Linked DNA regions of Mus musculus: region 1 is linked to region 2. A link is a loop called in an ENCODE intact Hi-C map of the cell type or tissue named here. Cell type or tissue: left cerebral cortex. All regions are shown on one strand. Each heading gives the region's core, and the rest is flanking DNA. Links, peaks and the distances in the headings are about the cores only.

Region 1 (9,746 bases), core at 820-8,819, 140 kb before region 2:
CGCTGCCACTTCCATGGATATAGGGGTTTGGCATCGCCCCGTGTGAGACAGAGCATGCCAAGTCACTATGTCTCTGGGGAAAAACCCATCTGCTCTAAGCCTTCATTTTTTTAATCTGTTAAATGACATGCGTTGACCAAATCTGTAGCTCTCAATGTAATCTATGTGTCAGAGTCCATGGGGGAGTTGGGGAGGAGCACAGCACCGCAGTTTCTAGGATACCCCAGATCGCTTGAATCAGAATGCAGACAGTGACATTCGGAATTTTCTAAAGTTCCCTGGTGATTCTTCTGCAAGCCAAATGTGAAAGCCACAGCCCGAATGATTTAAATGTCCATCTGGGTTCCTAGGAGTCTGAGAATGGAATATTCGGAAGAACTGGCTTTTCTGGGGAGTTTAGAATTCACCGCCAGGAATTCCTTTTTGTTTCCGTTCCCATCTTTTCTAACGTGAACACACGCAAGTCCTTCCCAGCTCAGATTCTGTGGTCAGGGAGAGGGTTTTTCCGAGGTGAGTTTTCTGTAAATGTAGGACTCAGACTGGTTGCATTGCTGGTTTTTGTTTGTTTGGTTTGGTTTTTTAGTTTTTACAATCCGCTTATTTTATATATATGAGTACACTGCAGCTGTCCTCAGATACACCAGAAGAGGGCGTAAGATCCCACTACAGATGGTTGTGAGCCACCATGTGGTTGCTGGGAATTGAACTCAGGACCTCTGGAAGAGCAGTCAGTGCTCTTACCCGCTGAACCATCTCCCTGGCTGGCTTTGTTCCCATCCCCGCTGTCTGTCTTTGTGAATGACTGGGTCTTGTCCAGCCCAGGCTGCCCTCCACCTCACTGTGTAGCTGAGGATAACCCTGAACTCCAGCTTCTCCCCTCTCAGTCTCCCCAGCGCTGGGATCATGGCGTGTATTAGCTGTCTATGAGCACCACTCAGCACCACTGAGAACTTCATTCTTCTTTTATTTCCACTTTGAAAATCTCCTTTTTTTTTTTTTTTTTTTTTTTTTGGTTTTTTTGAGACAGGGTTTCTCTGTGTAGCCCTGGTTGTCCTGGAACTCACTCTGTAGACCAGGCTGGCCTCGAACTCAGAAATCCACCTGCCTCTGCCTTCCAAGTGCTGAAATTAAAGGCGTGTGCCACCATGCCCAGCTTGAAAATCTCCTTTTAAGTATATAACTTGAACTTCCAATAAATTCATAATATGGGACCATCTCAAGTTTTTTTTTTTTTCTAGAAAGAGCAAACACACACACACAGTGGGGGTGGGGAGAGGAAAGGGCGGGGAAAATGGAGGGAGAGAGAGAGAGAGAGAGAGAGAGAGATTGAGATTTTATGCTAGGGGCAGAGTATCTTAGTGTTAGACCACTTGCCTAACAGCCTGTGCATGATAGGCAAGTGCTGAGGGTGGAACCCTAGGCCATCCCCATGCTAGGCCATCCCTATGCTAGGCCACCAACTGCTCTAGGTGACATCCCCAGATGCAGCCCAGTTTGCTCATATCTATGTGGGCCTATAGTTTCTGCCTCACTGGGTAACTGTCAAGTCTGAGGGAAACAATAGTCCTATCCCCCAGGGGCTGACACACTGGGAACTCAATAGCTGTCAGTACTACTCTCTGAGGAGGTCACTAAATTCTGTGCCCCCAAAAGACAGACAATGTGGTTGGTCATGGGTATGATGTGGTCAGATTCCAGTATAAATGGTTGTGAGCCGCCCTGGGAATTGAACTCAGGACCTCTGGAAGAACAGTTAGTGCTCATAACCACTGAGTCACCTCTCCAGCCTGTTCTCTCTCTGTGTGTCTCTCTCTGTCTCTCTCTCTCTCTCTTTTTAACTTTATTTTATTTAATGTACAAGTGTTCTGCTGCATATACATCCGCCTGCCTGAAGAGGGCATCATATCCCCCTATAGATGATTGTGAGCCATATTGCTGAGAATTGAACTCAGGACCTCTGGAAGAGCAGCCAGTGCTCTTAACCGCTGGGCCATCTCACCAGACCCTGCTTTCTCTTTTAAAGTGGTTTCTTATGTCTCTAATATGGTAGTCCTTCTGTACTCATGGCTTCAGTTTCCTGTGATCATCTGTGGTGTAAAATAAGTGGAGAGCAGCCTAGGCTGGCAGTTCCCTCTTAAGAAGGAAAGATTCCTCTGCCATGGAGTCCTGCAATGTGATCGACAAACCAGCCTTTTATGATTGACAATGGATATAGTTAAAGCTGGTTTCACTGGTGACCAGATCCTCAAATATGGCTTTCCAAACTGTGTGGGCAGATCCAAATGTTTGTCATGGCAGGAGCCCTGAAAGGTGGCTCCAAAGCTGAGAATCACTGTTGTCATCCACAACCCCATGGAACAGGGCATCGCCAAAGACTGTCTCCCCTGCTCACCATTCTGTGCTGTCCATGCCTCTGGATCAGCCTGAGAACTGGGCTGGGGTTAAGTTCTGTCTGGTTTTGCTTCAGTTTGGGTTTGAGAGACTGAAAAAGCAGTCTAGCCATGGTTAGAGACTGGGTTCAGGAGAGAACAGGGTACACTCATGTCCACCTGGAAACCAGGTAGGAATTAGGAGCGCACTGGGCATTGAGGACAGGGGATAGCTTCAGGGTTAATTTACAAGCCCCAGCCACATCCAAGGGCCCAGAGACACTGTAAGGACTGTGGGCTGCAGGTCCTGCTGTTGGCTTCTCCTATGTCCTGGTTTCCATACCATTGGCAGTTTAATTTATGGACGCATTTGTTCAGTAAAGGGACTACAGAGAGTGCTCGCTGTCTCCTGCCCACCCGGTCACTTTGCTTACACTAATGTTTACAGCACCTAGGCTTCCCGTAGCATCTAGGCCTCTGTCATTCCCTGCTGATGGAGAACTGACAGTATTCATGGGCCTCAGGACCCTGTGATTGGAGGCTGCACACGAAGGCACCCCAGCCAGCCTCTTCCTTTCTCCTAACCCCACTTGCCCACTGCCCTGGAACCAACAGGCTGGTTGTGGTTGGATTTTCTAAGACAGAAGCAGCATCTCTGTGGCAGAGGCCCCCTTGCGAGGGAGGTGTGTTAGAGATCTAGACCCTTTAAAATTAAGAAAGCTGCAGTTACCCCTTGCCTTTAGCCACTCTAATTGACCAGGAGACTAAGTCAAAGTGGCAGGGAGACCCCTTCTGGGTTGGTCAGATTGGAGAGAAGGAGCCAGACCAAAGTGCCAAGATCTAATGGCTCCAGCCTTGTCCTCAGAAGTGGTCCAAGGGCCTTTGTACCCAGTACAAGGCTAGGGTGAAACGGTCTTCACTGGCACCCCACCCCCACCCCAATGATTCCAAGTCTCACCTCAGTTCCAGATTCCAGACTGTATTCTTTCCCCACCATCTTATGCCCCTGCCAGATGTGAGGCGAAGCTGGTGTGTGTGGATCAGTGTGGCAGCCATGGACTGCAGTGCGCTTAAAATAGGTCACAGCCTAGCAAAGCCACTGTAGCCTGCTGGGGCCAAGTGTATCTAAATAAAGTCATTCTAATAAATTAATAATAATAACAAGTGTAAAACATTCCACAGGCTTTAAATAACTTCTTTAGTATAGTATTTAATTTTATTATTAGTTATTACTGTTGATCTCTTACTGTGCCTACCTTATAAATTATTTTTTTATTTTATTATTTTATGTCTATGAATGTTTTGCCTGCATGCATGTGAGTGCTGAGGTCAGAAGAGGGAGTTGGATACCTGGAACTGGAGTTACAGATGGTTGCAGGCCATTATGTCGGTGCTGGGAACTGAACCCAAGGTCTCTGCAAGAGCAAGTGCTCTTGACCACTGAGCCATCTCTCCAAGACCTGAATTCTGCTGCATCATGGCTATGTGTGTATAGGAAGCCACTGTGTACCTGTTAGGTGCTGCTTCCTATACTTAAAGGCATTCACCAGGGTCCTGGAGCGTGTCTGCCACGGTTAGGGGAACTTCTGTTCAAATGCTGTCTTGTTGCTACTTGGCATGCCCATGCATACCTTTGGCTCTGCCACTTTTCTGTTCTTGCACAAGTAGCTCCTGATCTTCATCCCTTCTATCTGAATCAGTCATCGTCACAGGGCAGGTGGCCACATTATCACTGCCTGCGCAGCTGTGCGTGGGGGCTTTTATTTTGAAACACATGCTACTTTATTATCTGCTACCTTCTCTTAGCCTTTGTGTCAGAAGACTGGTTCCCAAGTAGGGGTGTCTTGTCTCACTGCCCCCCCCCCTTGGACATTTGGCAGTCTCTGGAGACATTCTTTGTTGCCACGCCTAGAGGCAGATGTTGCTGGCATCTTGAGAGCCTGGGATGCTAATGAGCACAGTGATTCATAGCATAGTCCCCAAACACCCATACCAGGCCTGAGAAGCTCTGCTTAAGAATCATGAAACTTTGGTTTTGTTTTTCAACACAGTGTTTCTCTGTGTAGTCCTGGCTGCCCTGCAACTTACTCTGTATGTAGAGCAGGCTGGCCTCAAACTCAGAGGTCCACCTGCATGTACCACCACTCCCACCCATCCCCCCAACACACACAAGAATTTTTAGATGTCTATATATAGGTCATATAATCTATGCGTTTCCTGTGAGATGATAAAGGGAGTTTACCAAGTATTTATTGTAAAAGGCTTTAAGCCACTGAAATGACAAAATGAGATGCTGGAAACAGCTCAGTGATGCTTGCCTGGAGAGACGGGGTTTCCATCCTCAGTGTTTGGGGTGTCAAAATAAAAGGACACGGTTGGGGTATATTTTGGACTTCCCACTTCTGCCATAGCCACAGAACATACATGTGAATAGAAACTGTCCTTGGGGGGGCTGGTGAGATGGCTCAGTGGGTAAGAGCACCCGACTGCTCTTCCGAAGGTCCGGAATCTGTAACAAGATCTGACGCCCTCTTCTGGAGTGTCTGAAGACAGCTAAGTGTACTTACATATAATAAATACATCTTTAAAAAAAAAAAAAAAAAGAAAGAAAGAAACTGTCCTTGGAAACAAGTTCTACCCCTTGGTTCCCTGGGGAAGCCCCATCCAGGGTTTCGGAATTGCTGTGTGCATTCTAGCGGCATTTGGTGATATTTGCTCAGCACCTGGTTGGTGTGTTCATGTAAGTTTTTCAGGTATGTGAGAGGGTCCGAGGCTTCCACAGGGTCTGTGTATGACACCCTTCCACAGCACCAGCCCTGAGTCTCACTGCACCAGATTTCCTAACCTACGGACCACAGCTGCAGGGAAGGCTTCCTTCCCTGCCACAAATATCCAGAGAAGAATGTCTCATAATTACAAGAAGGCATGGCATTTGATGTGACCAAAATGTGGGAGAAGCCAGCTTGCATATAGTGCCATTTAGCACATTCCTGCTCAAGATGTATCAGGCAGCCTCCTTACAAGTGGCATTCAACAAATGGAATGGAAAATTCCAGAGTGCAAATGAAAACGGAAGAAGCAGACAGGTGGAGGCGAGCTTTAGCATGGGGGTTCCATCATTGATCCTGCTGTGTGGTTGAGGGCACAACCATATCGGCTCTGTGAGTTGCTGAATGTCCCCTTCTGGTAAAAAACAAACATGAGGGATGTGATGTGCCTTGCAGGCGTCCCCACATGAGCTATACTCCCACTTTTTTTTTCCATGAATAAATCCACAGATGGCCTCCATTATGTCAGAATGGGAACCTGACTGGAGAGGGGTCCTCTGGGGACTGCCTGGGGGTGACTGCCATAGGTCTGGGATCCTTGCTGCATTTTGAGAGCACCTAGGTGCAGATTAAATTCTCATTCCCCCCATGAGGCAGAGTGGAGGGACTACTGCAGCAGCTAAGTCAAGGGTAGAGCAGGGCAGCCGCCCACCCAGGCTCCAAAAGCAATATTGCACAGACACAGCGTCTGCCCACTTTCTGCCTGATTGGGGCCCCATCCTTTGCTCTGTAGTGCAACCATCCTTAGAGCCAATTTCCTCCACACCTGCAGGGCAGGGCAGGCTCTGTGCAGTCAGCCAGGCCCCTCATCCCCCTCTTCAGGACCCCAGCTCCCCAGCTCAATCTCTTTCCTGCTGTGGGCCCCCAAGCCTTGGCTTTCAACAACCACATCTGCTTGGTGGAGAAATGGGTGGGTCCCAAATAGCAGCTTCTGGCACCCTCAGAGCCTGAGGCTCCTTCTCAGTCTTGTAGAATTAGACTTTCAACAAGGATAAATAGATAGGTCTCCAAGGTCAGTCAGTCACCCAGGGTCTAGTTAGTACCTTCAGCAATAAAAACAGTCCCAGGGCCGCAGGCAAGGGGACTGGCCCTCGCTCAGCCCCACCCCCATGCCTGCAGTCTGGCCTCCTGTGGGGCAGAGAGGTCCTGCTAGTCCCTCAGAAAGCAGACTGGACTTTGAATGGCTCCCTGTCTTCTTGTCCAACTGTGTGCCCCACGGTGCTGATTCAATTACCTCAGTCTCCTAAGTGCTGGACAACAGGCATGAGCCCTTATGTCCAACCGAGAGGGTGTTTTGTTTTGTTTTGTTTTTTTGTAAAGTGGCACAGCTAGCAAGTTACTCAGCTGGAACTACTGCTTCTGGGCTGACACACTGTCTAGCTCTCTCTCTTCCTCCTTCCCTCCCTTCTCTCCCTCCCTTCTCTCCCTCCTCTCTCTCTCTCTCTCTCTCTCTCTCTCTCTCTCTCTCTCTCTCTCTCTCTCTCTCTCTCTCTCTCTCTCTCTCTTTCTTTCCGAGACAGGGTTTCTTTGTGTAGCGCTGGCTGTCCTGGAACTCACTCTGTAGACCAGGCTGGCCTCGAACTCAGAAATCTGCCTGTCTCTGCCTCCCAAGTGCTGGGATTAAAGGCATGTGCCACCACTACCTGGCCTCTCCCTCCCTTCTTCCCTGTCTTCCTCCCTTCTCTCCCTCTTTTCCTCCCTCTCTCCCTCCCTCCCTCCTTTCTTTCTTCCTTCCTCCTGGGTCACAAGGACAAAAGCAGTTTGTAAGCTCAGTTCTCCGGAGGCCAAGGCTAGAGAACTACTGAGGGCTGGAGAGATGGCTCATCAGTTAAGAGAACTGGCTGCTCTTCTAGAGGTCCTGAGTTCAAATCCCAGCAACCACAGGTGGCTCACAACCATCTGTAATGGGATATGAAGAAAGATTCATAAAGAAAGATTCTATGATGGGATATGAAGAAAGAATGGGATTCTAAAGAGAACAATAGTGTACTCATATAAATAAAATAAATATATAAATCTTGAAAATCTTAAGACAAACAAACAACAAAGCAGCGTGGAAAATGCTGCTCAAGAGCACTGCCGTGCATGCGCATGCGCACACAGATATGTTCTAAAAGGGGGAGGCGGGCATGTTTCACGTACGACTCACGCCTCTGTGCTGCTGGAGAAGACACCACAGGACCTCGGGTTCCCATGCCCCTCACCAAGGCAGCATCCTTCCATGAGTGGAGAGGCTCGTGGGCTCTGGGCGGCAGAAGGCAACGGTCCCAAGGTCCCCTCCAGCCCCAGCATTCTGTTTCTGTTTCTGAGAAGTGTGGCCATCACACCCAGGAGACAAAGAGGCCTGAAATTTGGATTTCCCAAATAAGTCCACTGACTCAAGTCTCTCTGGTGTTCTGTTATATGCCAGGTGCTCTTCCGGGACACTGGACAAAGAAGAGAAAGAAAAAATCCGGAGAATAGCTGAAACATGTAACTAAAGATTTCAGGGGAGTGAGTATGGTTGACCCAGTATAAGGCGTGAGGGGGAGGGAGGATGGAATTCAGCCCAGGGCCCCACACATGCGAGGCAAGCTCTTAGCCCTGGTTTGTTTTTCTTTCTTTCTTACTGGGATCTCTGGCTGGCCTCATAATGGAAACTTGCAGCAATCCTTCTGCCTCTGCTTCCTCAGTTCCGGGATTACAGGTGACCTCACAATACTTGGAGGGAGGGGACAGTAGTTGCCAGACATGATAGCACTGGACCTTCATTTCAGGCCTCAGGGGGCAGAGGCAAGCGGATTTCCATGAGTTCCAGGCCAACACACACACACACACACACACATACACACACACACACACACACACACACACACACACACACACACGACAAAAACTGATCAAAAGTAACCTGGAGAAAGTGAGGGAGGAAGCCACACAGACACCGAGGGCAGTGTACTTCAGATGAGGGAACAGTAAATGTGAAGGTTCTGAGGCAGGAACGTGTCTGAAGACCAAGGGAGCCAGTGTGTGTGGCTGTGGGAATAAAAAGAAGGGGGTAGAGAGATGGTTCCGTGGTTCAGAACCCTTGCTGCTCTTACCTATGACCTGGGTTCAATTCCCAGCACCCACGTGGTGGCTCGACCATGTGCAACGCCAGTTCTGTAGGCTCTGCTGCCCTCTCCTTCTGCCCTAGAGCACCAGGCTCACACGTAATGCTCTATGTATACCATATATTAAAAAAAATTTTTTTTTTTTGAAGAAATAAACTTGAAACTAGGTAATAAGAACCAGGCTAGATCCTCTTCCACTCAGCCCTGCAGGAGAACCTAGGCCACCCCCAGGAATGCCACAGTGACCGCTGCACTAAAGCTTTGCCCTCTGGGTGTGTGGCATCCTGCAGAGGGTCCAGAGTCGGTTGGCTGGCAGCTTTGCTGTGTGGAAGGAAGTGCTTAGCGGGGAAGAGCGGGAGTGGCTGAATCCCTGCCAGACTCATAATGCTTTCAGAGTCTGTTCTTCCCATGGGTAGGAGGAGCCTCTTCCTTAGCATCCTCCATGGAAGCTCCCGGAGATAATGAAGCTCACCCCATCCACCCCCACCGCCACCCCCACACGGAGCAGTTTTGGGAAATCACGTGGAGCAGCACAGGTTTTAAGGAGGCTTTGGGGACTGTTAATAGAAGGCTGAGCGGGATACAGGAAGAGGCTGTAAAGAGTGCCTGCCTTCCCTGAGATGTGGCCAGGTGATGAAATATTAATGCTGCTCCTGACTGTTGAGGGAGTGTGCCTAATGATGTCATCAGATATCTGGGCAGGGGGTCAAGTGTGCAGTGAGTTTTGGGCTCAATCAAAAATTGCTCAGTGGGTGCTACGAATGGATTGCCGGAGTGCTCAATTTCTGGAGTGCTGGGATTTTAAGTGTGAACCATCACAAGTGCCTCAGCCCATCACATCTTAGGTGCCTTTAGGACTTTCTGTTGCTGCTAGTAACAGTGTTGTATGGAGCATCTTCAGGGAAATGCCCCTACACAGATCTGGGAGCCACATCGTCTTTTTGTTTTGAGACAGTTTCTTATGTGGTCCAGGCTGGCCTCAAAGTTGCGAATAACCTTGAACTCCTGATTCTCCGGCCTCTAGGGACTACAGCATGCAGCAGCACACCAGGCTGAATGCTGCCTTTTGATAACAAAAACAAGATGGCATTACAAAATCGTTGAGGAGGGCTGGAGAGATGGCTCAGCAGTTAAGAGAAATGGCTGCTCTTCCAGAGGACCTGGGTTCAATACGCAGCAACACACAACTGTCTGCAACTCCATTTCCAAGGGATCTGACAACCGTACACAGGCATGCATGGAGGCAGAACACTAATGTACATAGTTAATTAATTAATTAATTAATCAATCAAGTAGTTGAGCAACATACTATAATACACTCCCACACTTGGCAGTAAAGGAGGTAGTGCTACCCAGCGCCCTAGGGACAGGTCTGAGTAGAAGCAAGGACATAGGTAGCAGGGTCCCTCACCCAGCTGTGCCATTACATCATGACATCATCCAGGAACTAGAAAGGA
Region 2 (9,746 bases), core at 1,044-9,043:
ATAAAAATACTCAAAAAAGGAACTACTAGAATTTCAGTTTTACAAGAAGGAAGCTGAAGCTCAGATGTTGAGGAGCAGACAGTACCATCGGTAATGGATCTATCCAAGACCTAAGCCCACATGGTCTGGCATGAGAGCTCTGGACTCTGAATCACTGTAATGCAGGCCTGACACAGGGGCGCCAGCTGGTCTCAGGAGAGCAGGGTGAAGGAGTACATTTTTGGCTATTTTATTGGGTTCTTATTCCTATCACCCTTCCAACCCTTATTCCACCCCAGTTCCTTACAACCCCCTAACACTAGGTTGGAGAGAAAGAAGGTTAGAAGGAACAGGGGGTATAGACGTCCTTAGACTACTTCCTGCTGATTAGGAGCGTTGGGTTTCTAGGGCAAGTCAGAATATCCAACAACCCAGAAAATGCAACAGCAAGCCAGCAAGAACCAGCCTCTGGAGCCCAGCAGGGATGCAGCCGCTGCCACAGGCCCTCTGAGGGGCTTACATTTATACCCTCTCCTGAGTCCCCAGAATGAAATATCTGCAACCGTCAAAAATCACCTTCCCTCCCAGCACAAAACAATCACAGTTAGCAGTTGTAGACAATCTGAAGGAGCCCCATATCCCACACCTGGGATTAAAACAATAACATAATCACATAACATATCTGGGTTTTTAAAGAAGCCAAAATTCTCACTACAGCTGGGAGAGTATTGTAGCTGGACCTTGGAAAAGGAAGAGTTCACTGGAAGATAAGAAGGGCGAAGCTTGGCACTCGAGGCCATGGGTACTAGGCATGAGAAACAGATGCTACAGCACGGCATCATGAGCCCACGTGGTTGAGGAAGCAGCTTCCCTAGAGAATGCACTCACTCTCCAGTATCTCCTCTGGCCTGCACATAGCATCAGTCCGCGAGGCTGAAGATGTGTGGAGCCTTTCATTACATGCACTCGTTTGGAGTTTAACTTGGTGGCAGATGGACCACTGAAGTGTTTTTGAGCATGAGAGAGAATGACCACATTTGCATTTTAGGTCAATTTTTTAAATTATATTTTATTTTAAAACGAGATGTTCCATGCACATTGTACAATCGTTGAAAACTGAAAGATCCCCCTCCTGCCAGCTTTTTATTTTTTATTTTTTAAAATTTTGTTTGAGACAAAGTCTCACTATGTAACTCTGACTTGTCCTGGAACTCACTCTGTAGACCAGGAGGGCCTCAAACTCACAGAGATCCCCCTGCCTCTGCTTCCTGACTGCTGGCATTAAAGGTGTGCACCACTCTGCCTGGCCCTCCTGTTGGCTTTCAATCATCATCCCCCTGCCCTTGGAACACTTGCTGTTTTCAGTTAGAAAGGTAAACTTTGCCAAGTGTTACAGCACAAGCCTAGAATCCCAACATTTGGGAGATTGAGGCAGGAGGATCAGAAATTGAAGGTCATCAATCAGCTTACAGGAGAAAGCATTTATTTAGCTCGCAGTTCCAAATTACAGTCTGTCATTATCAGGGCATCACAGCATAGGGTCCTGAAGCAACTGGTCACACTAGGTCTGCAATCAGAGGAAGGAAACAATGAATGTATGCATGCTAATGCTCAGCTTGCTTTCTTCACCCTTATGTAATTCAGGATCTACTTCCTAAAGAATGGTGCCACCCACAGTGGGCAATTTTCTCACCACAGTTACTGTAATCAAGATAATCCCTAACAGACATGCTCAGAGGCATATTCCACAGGGCATATGTTCCATTCTTTGTAGCTTATTTTTGAACTCAAGATGAAGAGATGGGATTGTAGGAATTATGGCCTTTCTAAGCTGAGCTGACTTTTCCCAACAGTTAGATCATGGGTAACCAACTTCCCAACAGCATCCATCCAGGAATTTTGGAACATGCAGACTTACATACACTTCATACTCTATTCCAAAGATAAGCATGATTTCTTATAAGCAACACAAGTTACCAGGAATAAGAAGGAAGCTCCATATGGTAGCCTATACTTGTAATCAAAGCACTCTGGAGGCTGAGACAGGAGGATTACACAAGTTTGAGACAACCTTGGGCTATATATCAAGTACCAAGCTACTTAGAACTATATAGTAAGGCTCCATTTTAGCTGGGGTTATTGGTATATGCTGGAATACTAATACATGGGGGGCAGAGTTAGGAAGATTGTTGCAAGTTTGAGGTCAGCTTGGTTAACATAACAAATTCCAGGCAAGCCAGGGCTACATAGGAAGACCCTATCTTTTTTTTTTTTTCTTTTTTTTTTTGTCTCCAAATTTTAAATAAATATTTAAAATAAAGAAACAAAAAAAGGAAAGAGGTGACATATTTCTTTCCAAATAGTTTTAACCTTTATTTTAATTTTATCTTCTACTTGCCTGTATGTCTGCATACTATGTGTGTGCAGAGCCAGAGGAGTCCAGAAGAAGGCACTGGAACCCCTAGGACTGGAGTTAAAGAGGTGCTGAGAATCAACCCTGGGGCCTCTGCAAGAGCAACAAATGCTCTTAACTGCTAAGCCATCTCTCCAACCCCAAGATATAGCTCTTCATGGTCTTTTCTTTCTTTCTTTCTTTTTTTAAGAATTATTTATTTATTATATGTAAGTACACTGTAGCTGTCTTCAGACACTCCAGAAGAGGGAGTCAGATCTTGTTACTGATGGTTGCTGGGGATTGAACTCAGGACCTCTCGAAGAGCAGTCAGTGCTCTTAACCTCTGAGCCATCTCTCCAGCCCCTTGACTCAAACTGGCTATGTGGCTGAGAGTGCCCTCAGCCTTCGGTTTCGACTGCCTTCCCTCCCCCCATTCTGGGGGAGGAGGCTGGGATTATAGTCTGTACCACCAGCTCAGTCTTACAGGATACGGATGCTTGAATGCACAGCTCTCTATCATGTTAGGAAAGCACACTGCTGACCTAGCTAATCCCTAGGTCTTTCCTTATGTTCTTAATGGTTGCTTCTTGCCTCCTAATGTTTCTGGAAGGGACTTGACTGACTTCTTGGGCAAAAGCTTCTGTTAGTTTCTACCATAGTGGGAGCAGGAAGTGGTGTGTTGTTCCTTAAGTTAAACATAACAAATCAGAGTAAGAGAGGAACACCTGAGACTGCAACAACCCCTATGGTTCTTGTGTTCTCTAGGCATTCCAGCGCAAGCACCTACGTTGTGGCACCAATGTCTGCAGTGCAGCCATCTCACAGGAGATCCTGCAGCCGCCTTTGCATCCGTACTTACTCTCTAGTCCACACTCCATCAGCTTCATGTTCCTTCATTTCCTGCTTAACGCTAATCCTGCTATCGCCAGGAAAATCCCATTCCAGGTTTTCAATGTTTCAAGCCATCCCCCTCTAACCACTCCCTCTGTGTCAGGGTCTCCTCTCTCCTCTTGTATTTAAGGCTGTCCTCAAACTCACTATGTAGCCCCAGACTGGCCTTGAACACAGTCCTCCTGTCTTGCTTTCTCAAGTGGCATGTGCCACTTTCCCACCCCCACCCCACTTCATTTCTTTTTTCTATCTTCAACTTTTTCCTTTATCACACACCGTTCACTGCTGGCCATCAAATTTGTTTCATCCTAAAAAGCAATTCCGTACTTGCCTATGTATTTCCCTCTAAATTCCGCATACGGGGCTGTCCGTGGGAAACTAAAAGAGGAGAAAGGACTCCTATAGAATAGTGGTTTCTGAGCAATAAAGCTAACTGAGAAAGGGGATGTGGAGGTTTTGGCAATGACTCTGGGTAAAGAGCTTGCTCTGCACGCATGAAGACCTGAGTTCAAATCTCTAATGCCCACAATAAAAGCTGGGCCAGGCAGCATGTGTTGCCATCCTAGCACTATTGGATCAGAGGCAGGCAGATCCCTGACGCTTACTGGCCAGCCAGCCCACCCAAATCAGTGAGCCCCAGATTCAGCAAGAGACTCTGCCTCAAAAACTAAGGCAGATGGGCTGGAGAGAGAGCTCAGTGGGAAAGAGCGCCTGCTGTGCAGAGTTTGGATCCTAACACCCGTGGGAAAAGCAGGGCATGGCTATAAGTGACTGTCATCCAGTTCCATGGGGGAGAGAGACAGGAGGAGCATTGCGGCAGGCCAGCAACCTATCCAGGTTCAGTGACAAACTTGTCTCTAGAAGGTAAGCCTGAAAGGGAGGGTACCCACCATCCTTCTCTGGCTCCTAATACCTCTCCTCTCCTTCCCTCCCTCCCTTATTTGCTCTTTCTCTCCTTCTCCACTGCCCCAACCCCCTGCAAGACACAGACTCACACAACAAACTTCCTATTTTTCTCTCCCCACATAGCTACACACACACACACACACACACACACACACACACACACACTGAAGGATATCAGATAGCAATGTGACGTGAATCAGGTAAACACGTAGGCGAGGATGGAATAATGAATGAAGAAAGGAGATTTAGTAAGTGAGTTGAGGACGTTTATTGGTCCATGTATAAAGTGAATAAAATGAATAGCGGCTGCCCATGTTATTGAGTAACGACATAAACTGCAGTTAAAAACACAAGAGAGGTTAGGTTTGGTTGGGAGCAGTTCTAGACCAGCCTGGGCTGTTGAGTGAAACCACATCTCAAACAAAGCAAACAAACAAACTCCACAAACCTCAGAACAAGTTTCCCTTTACCCCCTTGTCACCCCACTTGGTCCTCCTCAGCCACTGGGCAGATTGTCTATGGATTGGTGATGAGAGTTGATGGCAGATTAAGACAGACAGACAGACAGACAGACACACACACACACACACACACACACACACACACACACACACACACACAGGTAAAGCTGCCTGGAATATCCCTCTATACAGGGTGGGCCCGGGGATGGGAGAGCTTTGGAGCATGGCTTGCTGCCAGTCTTGAGGACTCTCGGCTTAAGAAGGTCCTAGACTCCCCTTCCTTTTCCTCTGGTGCAACACTGCTCGTGAAAATGCACTTCTCACATCTACTTTCCCTGAGTTTCTCTACACTGAAGTCTTCTCATTCAGTGTAGAGTTGTGCTCCTGACACTCGAAGCAAAGCAGATGGTTTTCCCTCCCCATAAGCAGGCAGCCATCTGGTGAGGGGGCATTTGGCTCAGGCTTGGGGAAGGAAGCAAGCCACCCAAGAATTCTACCTTATGCTCAAAATGCCATCATCCGTGATCATAACTAATGTTTATTGAGCACTTACTATGTGCCAGGCCCTGTTCTAAGTGCATCACATGTATCACAGTAATTCACTCACCATGAGACATAAGACTATTAATAGCAAAACCGTTAGGGACGGGAGAAACTAGGCACTGAAAGGTTAATTACTGGCTTAGGATATAGTTCAGTGGTAGAGCATGTGCCTATCTCACAGGAGACTTTGAGTTCAAGTCATAGCACAAGGAGAGAGACATGCACAGACAGAAACAGAAACAGAGAGAAACACACGAGAGAGAGAGAGAGAGAGAGAGAGAGAGAGAGAGAACCTGAATGATTGCATGATTGCTTTGTTGAGTTTAAGCAGAGGCAGGATGACTGCTGGTATTTCAGAGCCATCCTGGTCTACATAGTCTCAAGCAGCCAGTACTACATAGTAAGACCCTGCTTCAGAACATCAAACCAAAGGAAACAAACAAAGAGGTTAAATTACTTTCTCTCTGTGTTAAGTAGGGGTGAAAGCAGGGTCTGAACTCAGGCACCCTTGCTCTGAGGCTCAGAACGAGACTCACAACATGTAAGTTCCTGGTATTTAGACACAGCCCCGAGGATCTCTCTGTGTCTCTACCTCTCTCTCTGCTCTCTTTTTCACTCTGTGTTTGCTCACACATAGCCACCTATGCTATCTACATTGAGCAGCTGATAGGAAAATCTATTTGAGTCATTCACAGTTGTCTTAGTTAGGGTTTTACTGCTGAGAACAGACACCATGATCAAGGCAACTATTATAAGGACAACATTTAATTGGGGCTGGCTTACAGGTTCAGAGGTTCAGTCCATTATCATCAAGGCGAGAGCATGGCAGCATGCAGGCAGGTATGGTGCAGGAGGAGCTGAGAGTTCTATATCTTTATCTGAAGTCTGCTAGCAGAATACTGGTTTTCAGGCAGCTAGGATGAGGGTCTCAAAGCCCATACCCACAGTGACATACCTACTTCAACAGGGCCACACCTTCTAATAGTGCCACTCCCTGGGCAGAGCATATACAAACCATCACAACAGTGCTATGTAAATGAGACCCTTGGGTGACTTCCTGCACACCTGACAGCAGGTCATCCAGACTTGGGAAGTCTGACATTGAGGAAGAAGCATTTCCTGCATGGACTTATCATTCACTGGGCATGAATTAGAGCCTGACTTGTGCTATCTTATATTACTTTATTTGCTTTTCATAGACATAAACTCTCTCATAAATAAAAATGCCCATTTTGGGCTGGAGAGATGGCTCAGTGGGTAAGAGCACTGACTGCTCTTCTGAAGGTCCTGAGTTCAAATCCCAGCAACCACATGGTGGCTCACAATCATCCATAGTGAGATATGACACTCTCTTCTGGTGTGTCTAAAGACAACTACAGTGTACTTACATATAATAATAAATAAAAAATCTTTTAAAAAATGCCCATTTTACAGATGAATATGAAAGGAATACCTAAGGCAGCCATGATGGTATTGGTACTCCAGTACTTGGGAGTAGGAGGCAGTGTCACCCAGTGGTTAGGATCAGAGCCTGAACCCTTAAAGTCCTAGCACGATAGGTTTGACCACTGGGCCTCAACAGGCTGAGATAAATAATAAGAAGAAGCAGAGAAAGGGTGCCATCACATTGGAAATAGGAACAGGAGGGCAGGTCCTATTCCCTGCCAAAGTCTATCTTTGGGATCCAGACATGTGATTTCAGTTTAAATAGAGTGCAAGAGGTCTGCAGACCTAAGCGGCTCTGATAAGGTATAGCTATGCCCACAATTGACCCTTCACTGTCTCAGGTGCAATATCCCCTGCAAGACGGTCTGACAAGTTATCAGAGCTGTGTAGACCCCCCTCCCCCAACCACGTTTACTAGGATTCATCTTTTTCTTCTCCCAGATTGAGATCCTGCAGGGCAGGTTACAGCAGGATGACCGGGAAGGCCAACCTGGTCTACAGAGCACATGGAAGCCAGCCTGAGTTACAAGGGACACTGTCTCAGGAATATCAACAAAACAAACCCACAGATGACTATGCACAACCAAAATAGAGGCGTGTAAAGAGGTATGAAGTTGGGCTAGGGGCATAGCTGAGTCGGGAGAATGCTTGCCTGATGTACACAAAGCCTTGGGTTGAATTCCCAGCAATTTGTAAACTAAGAATGGTGAAACAGGCCCACAGCCTGACACTTAGGAACTGGGCATAAGAACGGGGCATTCAAGACCATTCAGATGTATCATGAGTGTGAGGTCAGCATGGGCTAAATGACATCCTATCTCAAAACTACAACAACGTCCAACAACAATAAGAATTAAGACTTAGCCAAATTATTCATGTTTTTCATTCTTAGGAAAAATACTTTATCTTTCTTAAATTAAGTCTTCTAATTTTTACTTTTATAAATCTGAATACAAGTTGTTCAAGAGACCCCAAAACATTATAGACTACTGCTATTGCTCTTGGTTGTTCCCCCTCCCTCAAGATAGAAGGTAAGCCCCTATGCCAAGGACATCGTGCACTTCAGCCACAGGGTACAGAGGCCCCTGATTAGGAACTGACTTGAATGTCCCCTCCCTGAGGACTGGCTTTTGTGGTATTAGAAGCTGCCATGCAAGATTCCAAAAGAGGGAAGCAACCTGTATAGTTCTACCGAGCAATGACACCTACGAAACACAGTAATTACCTGAGATACAGTATATGGCATGATATCCCTAAGGGTATAATAGTGGCAGGTATACCTTGGTGGTAACCAACAGCTCTCTAATTGGACTATTTGAAGACTTGTTCAACAAGAGGAAAATCAAGCTGGGCATGGTGGTGCACGCCTTTAATCCCAGCACTTGGGAGGCAGAGGCAGGCAGATTTCTGAGTTCGAGGCTAGCCTGGTCTACAGAGTGAGTTCCAGGACAGCCAGGGCTACACAGAGAAACCATGTCTCGGGAAAAAAAACAAAAAAACAAAAAAAACAAAAAAACCAACCAACCAAACAAACAAACAAACAAAAAAAACAACAAAAAAAGAAAACTTCTCTCTGCAACAGGTGGAGACCATTTAAAAAAAAAAAACCAACAATCAATCAAAACACAGAGTTGTGGAACTGAGTCCCAACAAATACATCTACAAACCACTAAGCCTCAGGGGACATTGTGGAAGCCAGAGGATCAGGGACTTTACTGTATGATTGTGTCTCCGAGCCATGTTAGCAAATGCACCCACAAGCCTCAGCAACACAACTGCCTAAACAAGAGCTGAGCAAGGACAACAACGGACCTGCCAAAGTGGGTGGGGAAAAGACCACAAGGCCTCAACCCTACACAAAGAGCTACAGGCAACTAAGGGATGCTGAGCACAGGAGAGACAGTCTTTCCCAGGGAAGAACACATCCATTGCTTATCCAATACCAGATGGTCAGCCCTGAAAACAAGCATACAAGTAACATTATACAGACTGAGGAGTTTATATTTAGGAATATATATATGTATCTACATATACATATATGCATGAAACAACAAAAAGGCCATGGATTTGACAGAGAGAGCAAGGAGGGATTTAAGAAAAGGGGAAAATGATGTATTTACAATATAATCTCAAAAATAAAAGAAATAATTAAAAAATGTTTTAATAACTGCTTGGAGAGCTGGCTCAGTGGGTAAGAGTGTGAGGATTCTTGCAGAGGCCCCAAGTTCAGATTCCTAGGACTCATATGTGACTCAGAACCATCTGTAGCTACAGTTCTCGAGGATCGATGCCCTTTCTAGCCTCCACAGGCGCTGCACACGTGGTCCACATACAAGGGGTCAGGTAAAACTGTCATACACATAAAAGTAATAATTAAAAAACATTTGAGTAACTATGTAACAAGTCTCACTTCTCCCAATATGAGTACTCAGAAATGTAACTCACAGCCAACAGTAACTAACCATTTTCTAGCCTTCAATTTGCATCAAATCTCGTTATGATAAGGTATTTTCAAGATAACCTAAGTCCACTGTAAAAGGTAAACATCAGTCTTGTGGGGCAAGTGGAACTGTGTCACCAGACTGTGTCACCAGACAAAAACTGGGAAGGCTGAGTGGACCCAGAAACCTCCGTAAATTCTCATGTCTGGCACCGGGCATGGTGGCGCATGCCTTTAATCCCAGCACTCGGGAGGCAGAGGCAGGGAGATTTCTGAGTTCAAGGCCAGCCTGGTCTACAAAGTGAGTTCCAGGACAGCCAGGGCTACACAGAGAAACCCTGTCTTGAAAAACAAAACAAAAACAAACAAACAAACAAACAAACACCAAAAAAAAAAAGAAGGAAAGAAAAGAAAAGAAAAGAAAAGAAAAGAAAAGAAAAGAAAAGAAAAGAAAAGAAACACTCTCATATCTGAGATCGGTAAGCATTTCATCTACTCATACCCAGTTCCTGTCCTGGATCACATGATGAAAGCATCCCACAGAAAGATCATGACCACTAGTCACATAGCACAGAACATGGAACACCGAGTTCTCCATGCTAGTGAGGTATCTAGATAGGCTGCCCTGAGGGTTTAGCCAATAAGCTTCCCTTCCCAGCATTCTTTCCTGGAAAAAGTATTTAAT

The links. Hi-C counts contacts between places; a loop is a spot of excess contacts. Peaks named below come from ENCODE experiments on the same cell type or tissue, not always from the same donor. Only the 100,000 strongest peaks of a DNase experiment are listed, where the experiment ranks them.
Region 1: it touches region 2 in a loop (9-fold over the local background); 1 of 42 quality-filtered maps calls a loop at or near these places.

What each region holds. Positions count from the first base shown.
Region 1 is chr11:20,037,941-20,047,686 of GRCm38, reverse strand. It overlaps Gm32080 (a long non-coding RNA gene), which reads right to left and starts at 8,011. Exons shown (of 2, transcript XR_381074.4): 1 at 7,807-8,011; 2 at 7,210-7,623. In left cerebral cortex, for the core only: CTCF peaks have their summits at 1,894 (motif pointing right), 4,923 (motif pointing left) and 8,626; DNase peaks (open chromatin) are centred at 4,273, 5,351, 7,808 and 8,740; H3K4me3 peaks cover 284 bases; H3K27ac peaks cover 3,560 bases.
Region 2 is chr11:19,895,165-19,904,910 of GRCm38, reverse strand. No RefSeq gene overlaps it. Among named protein-coding and RNA genes, the nearest start is that of Spred2, 24 kb to the left of the region's middle. In left cerebral cortex, for the core only: no CTCF peak of the experiment used is centred there; DNase peaks (open chromatin) are centred at 3,955 and 5,076; H3K27ac peaks cover 809 bases.